Linked DNA regions of Mus musculus: region 1 is linked to region 2. Evidence: chromatin loops called from intact Hi-C (ENCODE). Cell type or tissue: left cerebral cortex. All regions are shown on one strand.

What was found. A loop is a pair of places that touch in the nucleus more often than their neighbours do. Peaks named below come from ENCODE experiments on the same cell type or tissue, not always from the same donor. Only the 100,000 strongest peaks of a DNase experiment are listed, where the experiment ranks them.
Region 1: it touches region 2 in a loop (5-fold over the local background); 37 of 42 quality-filtered maps call a loop at or near these places.

Annotation. Positions count from the first base shown.
Region 1 is chr9:31,908,481-31,916,480 of GRCm38, reverse strand. Barx2 (BarH-like homeobox 2) reads left to right here and starts at 3,196. Exons shown (of 4, transcript NM_013800.2): 1 at 3,196-3,576. The coding sequence starts at 3,390. Gm31497 (a long non-coding RNA gene) reads right to left here. Exons shown (of 3, transcript XR_379218.3): 3 at 5,283-5,468. In left cerebral cortex, a CTCF peak has its summit at 3,448; DNase peaks (open chromatin) are centred at 2,652, 2,906, 3,434, 7,802 and 2 more places; H3K4me3 peaks cover 2,822 bases.
Region 2 is chr9:31,555,428-31,563,427 of GRCm38, reverse strand. It overlaps Gm31408 (a long non-coding RNA gene), which reads right to left and starts at 3,730. Exons shown (of 4, transcript XR_379214.3): 1 at 3,519-3,730. In left cerebral cortex, a CTCF peak has its summit at 3,783 (motif pointing left); DNase peaks (open chromatin) are centred at 3,352 and 3,729; H3K4me3 peaks cover 529 bases; H3K27ac peaks cover 746 bases.

The DNA.
Region 1 (8,000 bases), 350 kb before region 2:
AAGTGTGGCGCAGAGAGGGTGAAAAAAGGGGAGCTTGAAGGGGGGAAAAAAGAAAATAAAAGAAATTGGGCTACATGCCATTGTTCAAAGCTCAAAATTAACAAGGAAAGGGGAGAGACTCATTTAAAGAGAAAGACAAATTTAGTACAACTAATTAAGAGTTGATGTCCCATCAAACACATTATTTAATTTTATTTCCAGAGCTTCCATACAATCATGTGTTCATGGCACATTCACTGAGAAGCGACCATGTGTCAGGCACTATATGATGGTAGGGGGTGAATAATGTTCAATAAGGCATCGGCCATCAGGAATTCACTATCCATCGGGTGAAATAAACAAAGAGCACACTGACAGAACTGCTGGGATAGGGGCAGGAACAGTAAAGGACAAGCTTAGGGATGAGACGAGGCTGCTCGAGAGGAGGTTGTATTTGGATGTGTCTCTGGTTTTTCTGGGCAAAGAAGAGAGGGGAGGGGTGGCAGAGCATTCCAATTAAAGGCAAGGCTTGTAAAAGGCCAACCCTGTGAAGTAGAAATTAGGATTACCGTTTGGAAATGAAAAGCCAAGGTCAGTTTAGGGAACGAATACCAGACAGCCAAAGACTCTAGGCTCCAAGATTCAGGGCTGCTTATTCCTTCCTTCAGCGGGAATTTGTTCTTCCAGTCCCCTTCCTTCCTTGTAGGGGGGGGTAAAAAAGAGAGAGAAAGTTTGTAAGGCACCGATGGGGGATGCTCTCTACTTCTTTGGCTATCAAAATTCACTAGCTTTCAAGCCAAATTGACAGGAGGGTTTAAGTGAATTTTGTGCCTGAGGCTCTATGGGAAGAAGGGAGCAGTAAGACGACAGAATGAGGCCCCACTTGGAAAGACTTGTCATGGGGCCAGTCCATTCCTGCAGACTGGGCTAGGAGTTCAAGCACTTGGTCTGTCTAAGAGCTTCCCTGGGTACGGGTTCACAAATGCCACTCCTGACTCGAGTTTGGAGAGAGAAAAGGTGGAGAGGGAGAAAGAAAGGGAAGAAGAAAAAGAAACAAGCATGCATTATGGGGGGAAGAACGGAACGAAGGGCAGAAGTAAGGAAAGAGAAAAAGGAGCCCAAACTTAGAAGCCCCAAAGGCGAGTACCAACGAGGGAAAGGGAGAAATGAGAGGGGTAAAAAGAGGGAAGAGCCAAGAGAAAGAAAGAAAAAAGGTTGAAGGACAGGAGTGCAGGACAGAGACAGGGTTACCGATAGTGAGACCCAGAGCGCACGCCTTCGCGAGACCACTCCGGAACCTGCTAGCCTAAGCGCAGCGGCACGCTCAAGCTCCGGCCCTGAGGCCATTCGGATGCCGGGCTCCGAGCGCTGCAAGCCGGTCTCCCTGTCGCCTCCGTCAGACTCAATTCCCGCCAAGCACTTAGTTTCTTCGTGGCTGCCTATGGTGCGGCATGGCACTGTACGGGTGACTCAAGAGAGCAGCGCCTCAGGATTAGCACGGCAGCGAGTGTTGCGCTGGGTCCCTGGCCCCTGGCTCCTCGCGTAGCGGGTCGAGGCGACCGGTGGCGCACCCCGACAGGTCCTAGGCCCTCCGTCCTCCACAGCAGATAGTCCACAGAGTCCAGGGATAAAGGCAAGGACCTCAGCCTCTGGGGTACCTAGCTGCAGTGCTGGCTACCTATGTCTGGTACAGCAGAAATAAAAGCAATCTCAAGAGTTAAGAAGGAAAGAGAAATCAGGCAGAGGCAGACACACGAGAAATAAAAATCATTAATACGAGCTGATGCCCACAGCAAACGCTCGACTATGATTCAGTCTATTAATGCCTATTTTCTTTAAGTGTTTAATCATTAGTTCAGCAAGTTTGTTCCTTAGCGAGTTTAACCACCGGCCCAGGTGCGCGTCCCGACTTGCTTCCGCGGCTAACCATGCTCGGAGCGCGTAGCCACGGGATCAGTCGCACCGTGCGAGCGTCAGGCAAACACCATCGGCTGTTTTGTCCCAAATTCTGTGTCCCCGCTGTCCGTTTCTTTTCCAGCTTGCGCACACCACTTCAGGGGCACAGTCTTGGGGGCTGGGAGTGCACCCGGAGGTCGTTTCCCACGGCCGGCCGGCCGGCTGGAAGAGTCACTGACAGCAGGAGCTGTCCTAGGCGCTTAGGTGCGGGCCGGACGCTCTAACGCAAGGATTGTGGTTAGGAACAAAGTTCGTACAGACATTGGTAGGAACAGATTCTGAGATTAGGACGCTAGGAAGAAAGAGGCAAACCATCCCCCAATACCAGAAGTGTGTTATACCCCGGAATGGAAAGCGGGATTGGGCACTAGGAAAAGCCAGAATTTGGGCTAACTTTGGAAGGGCCGCGGGCACGTCGCGATCCCGCTGTTTTGGCCCTTTCTGGCAAAAGAAAACCGTTGTATGAACAGAATTTAAACACACACTCACACACACCACATTACTACCCTAGTTTATAATTGGGATAACGGAGTGTGCTAAATTCATTTGTAGTTTGGGGTCGTAGTGAGGCAATCAAGTTTGCAACCTTGGAGCAAATGCCCCACCTCGGGAGCGCACGGCTGCAGCGCGGGCTTCGGAGCTGTGGGCTGGGTTGAGAGAGGACACTGTGGTTTAGGGAAATGGCCCAGCGGGGACAAGTGAGGCTCGGTGGTCGTCGGAAAGCGCGCGCTCTGGAGCCCGGAGCTTCGCGATTCTGGATGAAGATGCCACTGCTTTATGGCAAGAGGTGTGGACATAGCTGCCTATAGGGTTGCGGGGGCGGAGGGGCGGGAGCGGTGCCCCCTTTAGCAGGACTGGCGCTAAGGGAGGACAGAGGGGCGATGCGACTCGGAAAAGTGGCGGCTAGACTCCTGAGTCCCTGGAGAAGGAGGCGCGCGCCCGCAGTCCTGCGCGTGCACACACACACACGAGCGCGCGCACACACCCGTACACACACCTGGAGCTGGGGGAGGGGGAAAGGAGAACCGGAGCGAGTGTCTTAAAATAGAGCCGCCTGGGGAGCGCTCGACTCTCGGATCGGCGGGAGGCAGCGGGCAAGAGCGGTCGGACCCGGGGTGCGCAGGTCAGCACCCCAGCCGCACGGGCGCGCAGGGGCGGGGTAGCGGCCGACGCCCCTCGGCTCGCGCTCCGCACCTGGCCCTGCAGGAAGTGCGCGCTGATTGACAGCTGCGGTGTCCCAAAAAGGCTGTAGTCAAAGATGCTGCTCGGCGGGTGGGTGTAGACGCAGCAGGCGCGCCCGTGCCCTCTCTGCTTTGCGCGCCTCCCCGGGCCCCGCCGCCCCTCTGGCTGCCGAGGAGCGGGGCTCAGGCCCCAGCCAGCGAGCCACCTCCTGCGGTCCCGGACGGCCAGGCGCTCGCCGCGCTCAGGTCGCCAGGCTCTGGTCCCGGCTCACCATGCACTGCCACGCGGAACTGAGGCTGAGCTCACCCGGCCAGCTCAAAGCAGCCAGGCGGCGCTACAAGACTTTCATGATCGATGAGATCCTCTCCAAGGAGACCTGCGACTACTTTGAGAAACTTTCCCTCTACTCTGTGTGCCCGTCGCTGGTGGTGCGACCCAAGCCCCTGCACTCTTGTACCGGTAAGACAACCGCTGGGCGATATAGTGGGCTGCTGTACTTTTGCCCGTGTGCGGTCGCCTCTGCTTTCCAACCTGAGAGCCAGAGGGACCAAAGGATTCTTTTCCTGCGTCCTTGCAAGAACAGACTCGCCCGCCAGTGGTGGGCATTCAAAAGCGTTTGCAACCGGGCCTGGGCAGGTACTGCTCCCTGGATGGGAGATGAGTTAAGACCAAGTGGTCCTTGGAGTGAGACGCCAATGTAGCATAACTGTCCTGGCTTCTTGGAGAAAGCGTCCTTCTCCCTGGCACTACCGGGGGTTTTAGTGAGAAACTTCAAACACTTGAACAGATTCAGTGCCTAGGCGGTTTCACGCAGTGAGCTTGTCAGTTTCAACTTTAATTTGGTGGTCTCATCTTTCACCTAGAGTTAGATTGCCCAGCCTCTTTTGTAATTTTACAGGTAAATCGGTTTCATGGGCTTCAAAATAAACTTGTGACTACATCAAACTTTACTTAAAATGATTGCCCTCAGGAAAGTAGTTTTGGGCTGTGCTGAGTTTTGACACAAGCAGAAAGGATAAACCCCTTGTTTGTTTTAAGTGACTAAAACCAACACTAGTAACAGTTTTTTTAAAAAAAAAAAAACCCTCAAACCTGGTTTCCTCTGTCCACAAAAACTAGACCAATAGGAAGGAAACAGAGAATTTAGTAATTACATTGAAAAAGTAGATCTGTAGGAAATCAATCCAAAGACATTTAAAACAGGGTGTACATTTAGAGAAGCTCTGGGTTTCAAAGTTCCCTGGCAGATGGGGATCAGGCTACAAAAAAGTTAGGTGGAGCTAAAACAGTTGAAAATATTTTCAAGGAAGTTCTTGACTGTGCTTTCCACTGAGAGCAAACAAGTGCTTTGGGCCTTTGGTTCTGTGCTTGCTGTATGACTGCCATGAAACAAACTCACGAAATTATAATTGGAAAAATGGAAGTGTGTGCCCACTGCAGTGGTTCCCAGACTTCTTTTCTGAACTTCGGGGATAAAAAGCTGCTAAATGTAATACTTGGAATTCCATCTCTCCCACGGTCCAGCCATGCTAGTCACTAAGTCTAAATAATAAATATGGGGAGAGGTTTTTCCCAAATCAAGTTACTCCTACATTTGGCCATAAAATGAATATTTCACTTCTTTCAGCAAGGTAGTTTTAGACTTGATATCCCACAACAAGCCTTGTAATACTGAATTTTATAAACAAGAAAATAATCAAGGTATACATTAAATAGATTTGAGAAACAAGATAGAGGCCCACCCTGCTGGCATTTTGTCTGCTATATATGTAGAGTCTCCAATGAGTCATCTGTGAATGTTTGGGGCTGGAGAAGTAGGCTAAATCTTCTCTTTGAGAACATTTATTTGCCACAACAATAAAATCCCAATGAGGACCCCCCCCCGTGACAATTCTCATTGTACCCCGTTGAGTCTCGCTACCCAGAAGATAGGTTCAGTTCCTGAGGGACCCAGGGCCCTGTTTAGTACCTGCTGCCTTTCAGGGGCTTTGATGTAATTCTAAGGCCACTTTCCATGGCTTGTGGGAGTCACAGAGTTGGGTCATGCAAGAAAACATGCTGGAAAAAGAGAGGGAGAAAAAGGCCCAGAAAGTTTTCACGTAGTCAGTCCAGGCTAGTTCCATGATTTATGGAACCTTGGGTGGGAAATAAAACAGGCACACTGCAATGATTCAAAGGCAGTTTTGTGAGCAATAAAGGTGAGTTGACATGGTCGCAGGCTTGTCCTGTGTTCCTAGAAGTTCTTGGTTTGCTGCAGGAGAGGTTATTTGCGGTGGTTTTCTTGCCTTCTTTTTCCATTCTTCCCCCTGGATCGTTTCTTTCAAAATGTGCTTGATTTGCTGTAGTTGAGACTTAAAATATAGAAAGTAGGATTTGCTAGTGGAATTAAACTCATAAAAACTGGCTACAATAGTTGATACTTCCAGATCGTAAGCCTACAGTGGGTTTACGGTTACAGAGAAAGCCTTGCGTGTATGAGATCATAGGAAGCCCATTAGAGACTTCTCTGGGGTTTTATGCTTTCAAAGCTGTCTTGTACTTTTTAACTGTCCAAATCAGGGTCAAAAAACAAAACAAAACAAAACAAAAAACAAAAAACCCTTAGCTAGGATAGCTACAATCTTTTAAAAATTAATTAAAAATAATAAAACTGGAGTTGCTGGTATCTACAGCGAAACAGTAATGCATTTTTCTGGATAGAGACAGATGTGCAGCCTAGGTGGCCGAAACACTGTCGGAGAAATTCAAAACAAGTGGAAACTTACACTGGAATTAAAGTGACCAATTTTCTCATTTTTAAAGTTTGCACACCTCCACCAAGCTTAAGTAACTGTGACAGAAGTGAACTCGGTCAGGCAGAATGTTGAAAATGAAGACTAAAAATCTCTCCACAATCTGCTCCACTGTTGACCAGCGTGTTCAATAAGCATGAAGGATAAGGGCGGAACAAAAGCCACATTTAGAAGACTTCCACCTAATTAAGCAGTCCGTGTTGCTAGATTTAGTAATCCAAGTGGCAATGCATGATATCAAATCTCCGCAGGCAGTAGAGTGTGTATTTAAGTAAACAGAGGAATGGAAACCTTTTTCATTAGTCAGATAATCACCTGGCAGTCATTCATTACTAAACATTCTCCCTTGGTGGAACACTCATCATTAGAAAAGTATTGTTCATTTTAACAGGTCTTTATTGAAAACACAGCAGTTTTACTCTTACAGAGTGACTTCTAAATGTTTTTTTTTTCTCCCCCAGTAGTTTCTCCTAAATCCAAGAAAGAGAATTGATACTGAGAAAGAGAATCCTTTTTAAGTCAAACTAAAGGAAAGTTTCATCATTAAATTAAAAAAAAAACATACCCAACAAACTAAAGTAAGCCTCCATTTAAACAAAGTTTACCACTCACGTCCTCAGTGAGGTATAATTTTTTTTTTAACTTAAATGAGTATGTGACTCGTACGTCTTATCTTTAAATCTGATAACAGTAATCCTCATACAGAATGAAAACAGATTGCCAGTTGGAAGTCAGAAATCGTGTCTTGAATAGTAGAATGGTGTCAGTGACTCAAAGTTTACCCAAACGATGTACACGTTATTATTTTATAAATACAGCACAGCTTTTTGGGGTATGCTGATGTTGTCTGTTTTGGGTCATCAGTAACTCCAAAGTCATTGAATAAAACTGGCTCCTCCCACTGGGCTAGATTGCAAAGCCATGGGCACTTTAATTTTTGGAAGCTTTGACTTATGTTTAGATCTTTTAGAAGTAGTCAGAGTTTCTACATTCGAGGAGTGTTCAGAGGAAGCCGGTAACTTGTTTCACAAACACAAGCATGCAACAGTTTACCCTAAGGGTTTTCCTGTGAGATTATTGATAAACAAACCTACAGTATTATAATTAATTTTTGTTCTTAGAGTGATCTTACAGTTCCTCATGCTTGTCTGTGGGGAGAGAATACAGATATTTGGACACTTTTATAACATGCAACTTTTCATTATTCCAGTAGAATCTGTATAGTCTGGCTCCTTTTTCCCTCTTGGGCAGAATGGTTCTACTGAATCTATCTGTGATTTTTTTTAGTGTCAGTCCTTTAGGTCTGCCCACGGTGTTGGAGCTGGCAGGGGCCGGGAGGTTAATCTTCCAATCTTCCCAAGTGGAAGATCTATCTATCTATCTATCTATCTATCTATCTATCTATCTATCTATTGCAAAGTCACAGCGCCACATTAATGTTTTGACAGAGTTCAATTTACTTTTTATATCACTGTTCTTGTCAGGATTCTCAGAAATCAGGGAAACTGTTGTATCTTGGTTACACACCCTGGATAAACTCCCTGGGTGCAGTCACACCCAGGGGACAGTCAACCAATTAAAAGGGGGCATTTTGGACAGGACGATTATCTTAGGAGGTGGCATTGAGAACATTTTATCCTCTGGTGGGTCCACGAGAAACGAGTTCTTTGGGGTGGTGTCCTTGGGCACATTTATCAAAAAGACTGGATGGCATAGCAGTGAAAAGCTAAAGGAGGCCCAGACATGTGTTGTAGATCGCAAGTGCTTCGTGAAGCTGGCTGTACCGATTCCCCCAAATCTCAGCTCTTTTATTTGGAGACCAAATCCTGTAGCATATTGGGAACTTGAGAATCGGGCCCTGGAATGTTAATGGAGAACCATAAATCAGGGTCTGGGAAAATGGTGGTCATTATCAACGCTGCCAGAGGCAAGCAGGCTTTTCTTAGCGGTTACTTCCACGGCTCTCTCCTGCTCCCATTCGAAGGGTGAACACACTGAGGGACACCTAGCTCCTCAAGGAACTTGCTCAGAGTCAGAGTGTATCCCGAGAGGAGCTGGTGACTTACCACCTCTTAAGTTTTACAATTCTCT
Region 2 (8,000 bases):
TCAGGCTGGCATATGTATAGTGCCTTGTACTTCATAGACTTCTGAGGAGAGGCAAGACCAGCTCCGGGGAATGGAGTTTAACCTCACTCAAGTCCTCTGCAGCTATGGGACAGAAGAGGCATTGCAGACTTGGGGAAGGGGAAGCCATCCTACATTTGCTCTGGCAAGAGTTACTCAGTAGAATGAGACAGCCCCTGACCCTTGGCCTCTTTGCTTGCAGTTAAAAGGGTAGTGATGGCCTAAGCTCACACAGGATCTACCTATGAGACACACCCTGGAGCTCAGTGGTAGAAGCTGTGCTTGCCATATTGACACAGAAGTAAAAGCGGGCCAGGGTGGAAAAGTCGTAAATCTGTCCTCCACATCCCGCCTCCTTTTGGTGGCACATCAAGTTCTGACTTTTTCTCGGTACCTTCCTTCTCTAGCTGGCCGCTGCCCGCCATGCTCTAAGGTGCTGACGTAGCATCCCATGCTGCCCCAGTCTACCTTCTTCTTTAGCTTAAGCATTTGGCCTCTGGCTCCACATCTTATCACAAATCCTTGAGAACAGAGACCATACCTCATCTTGGTCAGTATCTCCCTGGGTATCACTGTGACAGCAGTAGATCTCCATGCTCTTAAGATAAATAGAAACTGTATCAAAGGCTGGGAGAGGAGAAGCAGAGGTGACCAGCAACTCCCTGATGGCTGAGCTCTTGCCTAAAACTGCCAAGTGCTGTTGGAAGCACCCGAGCCACTTATCTCATTTCACAACCATCTCTTGAGGTGACCTGTGTTACAAAAGAGGTGATTTAACTGCGGGCATAAAGTGAACTTCTTAATGTCATGCCTCAGCCAAAAGTCAAGGCCAGGATTTGAACCCAGTAAACTTCCAGCCCATGCTCTGCCATGTGTCCGACTGCTGCAGAGGGAAAGCTGTCCCTTGTGAGTAAAAAGTAATGGGGACAAAAAATCTCAGGGGAAGAACACGGACACTTACTTTCAAAAAGAAAGACACTCTACCCAAGTCTGTTCTCATGGCCCAGCCACCATGAGGACAGTCTGCCTGCCACTGAGCTCAGCTCTGTGTCCCCCACCCCACCCACCCCCGTTACTGACAAGTTAGTACAAGTTTTCCTCTGCCACTGCATGAATTGGAAAAAGGTGTGAGACAGATAGGAAGTGTGCATGTGCCCATGGAGTATATCCCCAGACCAGAAAGCCTGAGCTTTCGAATTGCTTGTTGGGGTGGACCTCCAGGCAAGCTGTGAACCCACTTGACAAGAGAACTCTCTGTGACCTAGGCAAGCTAAGCACCCCACGTTAAGTATCCCGCTGTCTGTGTCCCTTCTCACTGAAAGCTTGTTTTGACATTTTTTGCAGCGCTAACTTAAAAGAAGATATTTGAGGTACCAGAATCTCAGACCTACAAATGCAACCGAAGTCACCCGAATCCACCACTCTGCAAGAATCAACCTGTTGGTAGGTGTGGTGGGATGTGTCTATAACCCCAGCACTGGGGAAGGTAATGCAGGGGGGTCATGAGTTCAAGACAAGCCTGGACCATATGACTAAACCCTGCCTCCAGACGAAGAAGGCAGACAAAAATAGTAAGAGGGAAAAAGAAGGATGGGACGAAGAGTGTTTGAAACACACAACGCCAGTAGAACTTCTGGTAGGGAAAGGAGGGATGGTTTTATTAAATAGCAACCGTGTGTGTGCATGTGTGTGTGTGTGTGTGTGTGTGTGTGTGTGTGTGTGTAAAACAGAAAGGAGTCAAACCAATTGCTTTATTCTAATAAGATGTCAATACAGCTCAAAAATATGAAATGATGTGCGTTTTTATCCTCCCTCCACCCCACTCAGCAAATACCCGTGGAGTGAGGTGTGTCTGCTGTGGGCTAGGTTTTGCTCTTCAGTTGTGTACTAAAGACAAATGTTAAGGTGAGCGAGCCTTGGGGAAAAGAGAATTTGTAGGCAGATCTAGCCAGATGACAGAAGAATAAGTGCATACAGTATAAGTTTCAGATGCATGGGACAGATGTGACTTTGAAGTGAAGGTATATATCCATATCCACTCTGTAGCAGAATAGTATAGTATAGTACAGTACAGTAAGGTATTCTCAACAAACTTACAGGGTTGGCTTTCCTGCCCACACTCCATGACTGAGAAGCAGCCCCAGTGAGCACTGAAGCTACCTGCCAGTACTCTGTTCTTCTGGCTCTATAGCCCAGGATGTTGTCAGGGTCCACACATGCTTCAAAAGGTGTCAGAGAGCGAGTCTGTGACTATTGCGTTTTCCTCCTTCCTGCCCTTCTTCAATCTCTCTACAAAAGGGGCAGAGACCTGGACAGGTATATTCTGGAAAGAAATCCTATCACGCGTGACACGTCTGCTATACGATGTGATTTAGCCATGGAGGACAGTGGCTATGGGACTCGGTTTATGGAAGGTGTCTCTGGCTGTCCATCATGTGAAAGCAGAAAATAAAATCGTGGCCACTGGAGCCTTTGGAAAACGGAAGTGGGGACTTACCAACAAGTGTAAGGTTGTATACAGTTACAGAAGATGGGTAAGGGCTGGATATCTGTCCACCTGTAATGCCTAAGGTTTTAAGATATGGTCCTGTGCACTCAAAAACATGTTAAAAGAGTGGATCTCATCTTAGTGTTTTTATCACACACACAAAAATGACAAGCATAAGGGAACTTGGGGAGATGGTGGACGTGGCATTTACCTTGACTGCAGAGATGGTTCATATGTAACAAATGTCCAAGCTCACAGAACTATGTGCAAGTTTTTATATCAGTTACACTGCAATAAGCCTATTTAAAAGGTAGCGCTTGTGTAGACTCTTCTCCATTCAGCAATCCTTCTCTAGCATTCAAACAGACTTACTCTGACCCAGTTCACATCTATTCCTGTTTGAAGAATTTCCCCCACTTCTTTTCTCTTGCCCTTGGGAAATTAGCTTCCTGGTCACATACCTATGGAGGTAAATAGAGGGCCTCCTGCATACTCCCTGGCTCCTAGCTAGAGTGGCTTGAAAAAGGAGGATGCTCTCAGCCTATCTCCACCCAGACCCAGATGGAAGACAGCTTTAGGGAAAATGTCCTGAATTTTACGTTTCGTTTCATAGGCTTCCAGCGTCCACTGAGGCCAGTGCAGCCTACACCTCACTGAGGTAAGTGGATTCAAGCAAGCTATGACTTTCTGTTGCTAATTTACTTCGCTTAGCATACTGTATCCCACGTTTATCTAAACAATGCGAGCAATTCATGCTAGCCCTGGATGGCGTGTTCAGAGGCTACATCTCTGCATCTCAGCTGCAGTCTTGCACTGACAGACAAATCCCAGGGTGGAGTGGAGACGCCCCCGTTGTTCATTGTGCTTAGCTTCTTCGGAACGCCCTTCATGCCTGCTTTTCCAAGGTCTGGCACCCTCTCTCACCTCTGAGAATGGAAAAAGACTAAGAAGCTAGGATATGATACCATTGTGAAATGATCTTGAACTGGGGTGTGTGGGATCAAAGACATACCTCAGAGGACCAGGGAATGAAGGGATGAAGGCTCTCTTGCGCTTCCCACTGGCTGCTGCAGGAGAGCCAAGCACAGGCTGTAAGAAGTGCCTCGTGGACTAAACCTACGCGCTTAGGAACCTAGCTGTTTGGAGTCCCGGGAGATGAAGCTGTGTGCGCCTGTACAGAGGAAGGAATATGCTGGCTTTCATTTCCTGGTCCTTCAAGATGTAGCAACTAATTATTCCGGCGCAACAAGCACCCCCTGGTGGTCATAGGAGGTGTTTCCCATTACAAAAGTGTGTAAACAGCACCATCTACAGTTCATAACATATTGCAGCCTTGCCAACGAAATTCAATTTGCTCCCTTTCATTAAGTACCTGTGAAACAAAACAAGGGTGAAAATAAAACGCAACTCTTTAATAATGTGTGTTCCGTCTCATACTGAGGTATAAACGTCGAACCTCGCGTAGCCACGAACAAAACGTGGATTCTCAAGTTAAACGACTGAAATCTGGTCGTAACTTTTTGAGCTTAGGAAAGTTAATACGGCAAAACTTTGGGGATTTTTTTTTTATCTGTAAAGAAGGTTTTGTGTTTACTTACAGTACTGAACCAAAGCTTAAATAAAATAATACACATAAGATAAAATCAAATATTATAAAGTAAGTTGGTATAATAAATAGGCTTTAAATTACAACAACAAAAAATTCACCCAGAAATGGGGAGTGGGTGTTGTTGAAGCTGTGAACTATTTCTGACATGGGTTTGTCAAATGAAAAACAAGAACTCTGTAAAGTATTTTTTTTGAAAAGTATCCTTTCCTCTCTGTAGAATGATTGAGTCCGACCCTCCTCCAAAAGATGATCTGCCCCTTGGGCACAAGGCCTTGAAACAAACTTCTGTCATATAGTTGCTGCACAAGCTATGGATGGTTACCCTTCCCTTAGTGAGGACTACAGGCCATTACAGAACCTTCTGCAATCTAATAATAATAATAATAATAATAATAATAATATGTTAATTATTCTTGGTTTCTGTGCATGAGACTCGTCTTAGCTGCATGTATGGATGGGCACTGTATGTGTGGCTGGTGCCTGCAGAGGCCAGAGGAGGGTGTGTGATACCGGTACTGAGACTGGTGTTAAGGATGGCTGTGAGCTACCATGTGGGAGCGGAACTGAACCCTGGTCTTCTGCAAGAACAGCTGCAGGTCCTGCCTCAAGGCAGAGTATTCTCCTCCCGGGTAGCCTCCAGACTCCATCTGCAAGATCAGCCCTCCCTAGAGTCCACCCTGACTCTCACCCCGACAAATTTGGAAGCCAAGTTCTCAAAATATTTTGACACACACACACACTCAAACCACACAGAGCCATCCATCAATATGAAGGAGAAATTAGTCCCAGGACCCTCTACCAATATGGTTACCCAAATCCAGAGACGCTCAGGTCCCTTCTGTTGGTTGCATGCGGTCTGTGCCTGCTTCCCATGAACTTCATCTCTGAATTATCTAATGCAATGCGAATGCTATCAGATAGTCTTGTACTGTAATACAACACCTAATACAGTGTAAATGCTATTAAGTAGTTTTTACACTGAATCGTTTAGAGGATAACGGCAAGGAGAGCAGGCTGTGCATGTTCAATACAAATATGATTTATTTCAAATACTTCGGGTCCATGGTCTGTTGACTCCAGAGCCACAGAAGCAAAGGGGCAACTGAACATGTACATATAGATGCTTTACTGCTTCTGTTTCTCTGGGTGTATCGATACTGCATCTTTATTCAACACACCAGTCTAGAGGGGGTTGACTCCTGGTGCCCTCATTCACTTTGATTGTCAGCTTGACATAAGCTAAATTCATCTGAGAAGAAAGGCTCCATAGAGGAATTCCATAGATCAGAATGGCCTGTGAGCACATCTGGGGACTGGGGTTGTCATAATTACAAATTTATACAGGATTCCCAGCCCACTATAAACAGTTACACCCCTAGGCAGATGGCCCTGGGAGTGACAAGACAGCTAACTAAGGAACTGAAGACATGGCTCAGAGGTTAAGGCTACTTGCTACTCTTACAGAGGACTGAGTTTAGTGTCCAGGACCCTTACTGGACATCTCACAACTGCCCTTAGCTCCAGCTTCAGGGGATCTGATGACTTTTTCTGGCCTCTACAGTCACCAGGCACTTATGTGGTCACACACACACACATATAAACACAAATACACACACATATAAACACACATATACACACATACACACACATATACACACATACAAACACACATACACATAAACACACATACACACACATATAAACACACATATACACATATACACACAGACACACATATAAACACACATAAACACACATACACACACATGCACTCAATGCAAACAAATTAATCTTTCTTTAAAGAAACAGAAACACAGCCTGTGAATGAGCCTTCTATCAGGTTCCCCCAACTTTCCTCAATGACCAACTATAAACTGGAAGTGTAAGCCAAATAGATTCTTTCTTCCCTATTATTTTTGGCCATAGTATTTGTCACAGCAATAGAAATCAAACTAGAAACACCTGAGGATTCTGGGCAGATAAGCTGCTCTCTGGGAATGGGAGCTGGCGCATCTGGGGCAGGGTCCATGGCCTAAGAAGATGGGGTTGCTTTTCCCTTATTAGCCTTGGAACTTCAAGACATGGTGTTTGTCTTCGGTGTAGCTTGAAAAGCATAGCTCCTAAAAGGAGGAAACTAGAAACGGCTCTTCTTAGCCATCTGATAAGAGAGTAATTAGCACTACAGGTTGGCAAGGACAGGCCTTGGCAGTGAGGCAAAAGGCAGGTAAGATAGACAAGGGCCAGAGATAGGCTAGCTCTTTTCCCAGGAGGGCCAGCCAGGCTTCAGATGAAACAGGAATCTGTGCTTAAATTGAGGCCGAATACCATGCAGGAATTCCAGGTATGGCATGTTGGTGATACGCTCTGTGTCTTTGCTAGGGGAGTCAGGGAATGTTCTGCCAGAGCTCTTTAAACAGAAATACAAGTTGACTGCATGCAGAGCCCATGGCAGAATGGAAGCCTCAGCTTGTCTGGCCTTCCAGGACAGGCATACCTCTTCCCGGGAACTCCATTCGCAGACTGTAACCTCAGTGAGCCAGAGGCTCCACACACCCATAGAGTGACACAGCACTGGTGCCCAAGAGCTGTGCATTCTGACACACAGCATGAAAAATGTTCCCCCAGGGGTCCCAGAAACACTGCTTACAGACTTCAGACAGGCTCGAGACTCTGCAAGAGAACAGGGTATAAAAGACAGTGAACCTGTGATACTGTGACCACCTATGAAGCTGCTAACAGTAGTAGGAGGTCACCTGATGAGACGGAATCCAGATCACCACGTCCCTCACGTCCACTCCCTACACTTGTCTGCCATCTTTTTTTTTTTTTTTCTTTTTCTGTTTTGGTTTGGTTTGGTTTGGTTTGGTTGGTTGGTTGGTTGTTTTTTGTTTTGGTTTTGGTTTTGGTTTTGTTTTTTTGGTGGTGGTGGTGGTGGTGGTGGGTTTTTTTGTTTGTTTGTTTGGTTGGTTTTTTGGTGTTTTTTTTTTTTTTTTTTTTTTTTTTGGTACTTTTGAGACAGGGTTTCTCCATATAGCCCTGGCTGTCCTAGAACTCACTTTGTAGACCAGGCTGGCCTCGAACTCAGAAATTCGCCTGCCTCTGCCTCCCAAGTGCTGGGATTAAAGGCGTGTGCCACCACTGCCTGGCTAGCTCCCCGTATTCTGCACCCCTAGTCTTTCATATCATGTGATCCACTATCGCCTTTTATTACGTTTCTAACTTGACTTAATAATGACAGATTTCCAGGTAGCTTCTTCATGAACCCTTCATTTGGCTAAGCCTTCCCTACCCCCCTGTTCCTGGATCCCCATCACACCACTACCTGCTTGAGCCTTCCTGTCTCCAACATTCTCCCCCTCTTCCTGCAACCTCACCTGTAGTCTACTATCCTGTAGTCTACTATCCCTACTCCCTGAACGTACTCCCACCAGTTCTTTACTAGTTCCCTAATTTTTCACACATATTCCAGGCTAAACACATAAGACCCGGGTCTTTCAGGAGCTTGGGGCAGGTAGGAAGTCATGAGAGACCGAGTTGAAGGAGTTTAGAGGACCCAAGACCTGAGCTGTTTCAGCTATGTACTCAGTGTTGGTGCAGGGAACCCGGAAGGAGGAGAAAGGCTGGGAGGTGAGCGTAGGTTGGAGGGAAGCCTTGGGGCAGGGGTAGTGAGTGAAGGAGTATGAAGTAGGGTAGTGGGGGGAGAGGCAGGGAAGGGATAGATAAAGGTGTGGGTTGTTGGGAATATTAATGGTGTTTTTTTTTATGTCGTTTAAAGAGCATTTTCTTGGGGTTGGAGGGATGGCTCTGTAGCTAAAAGCCCCAGTTGCTGTTTCAGAGGACCTGGGTTTGATTCCCAACACCCACATGGCAGCCCACATAGGTGAC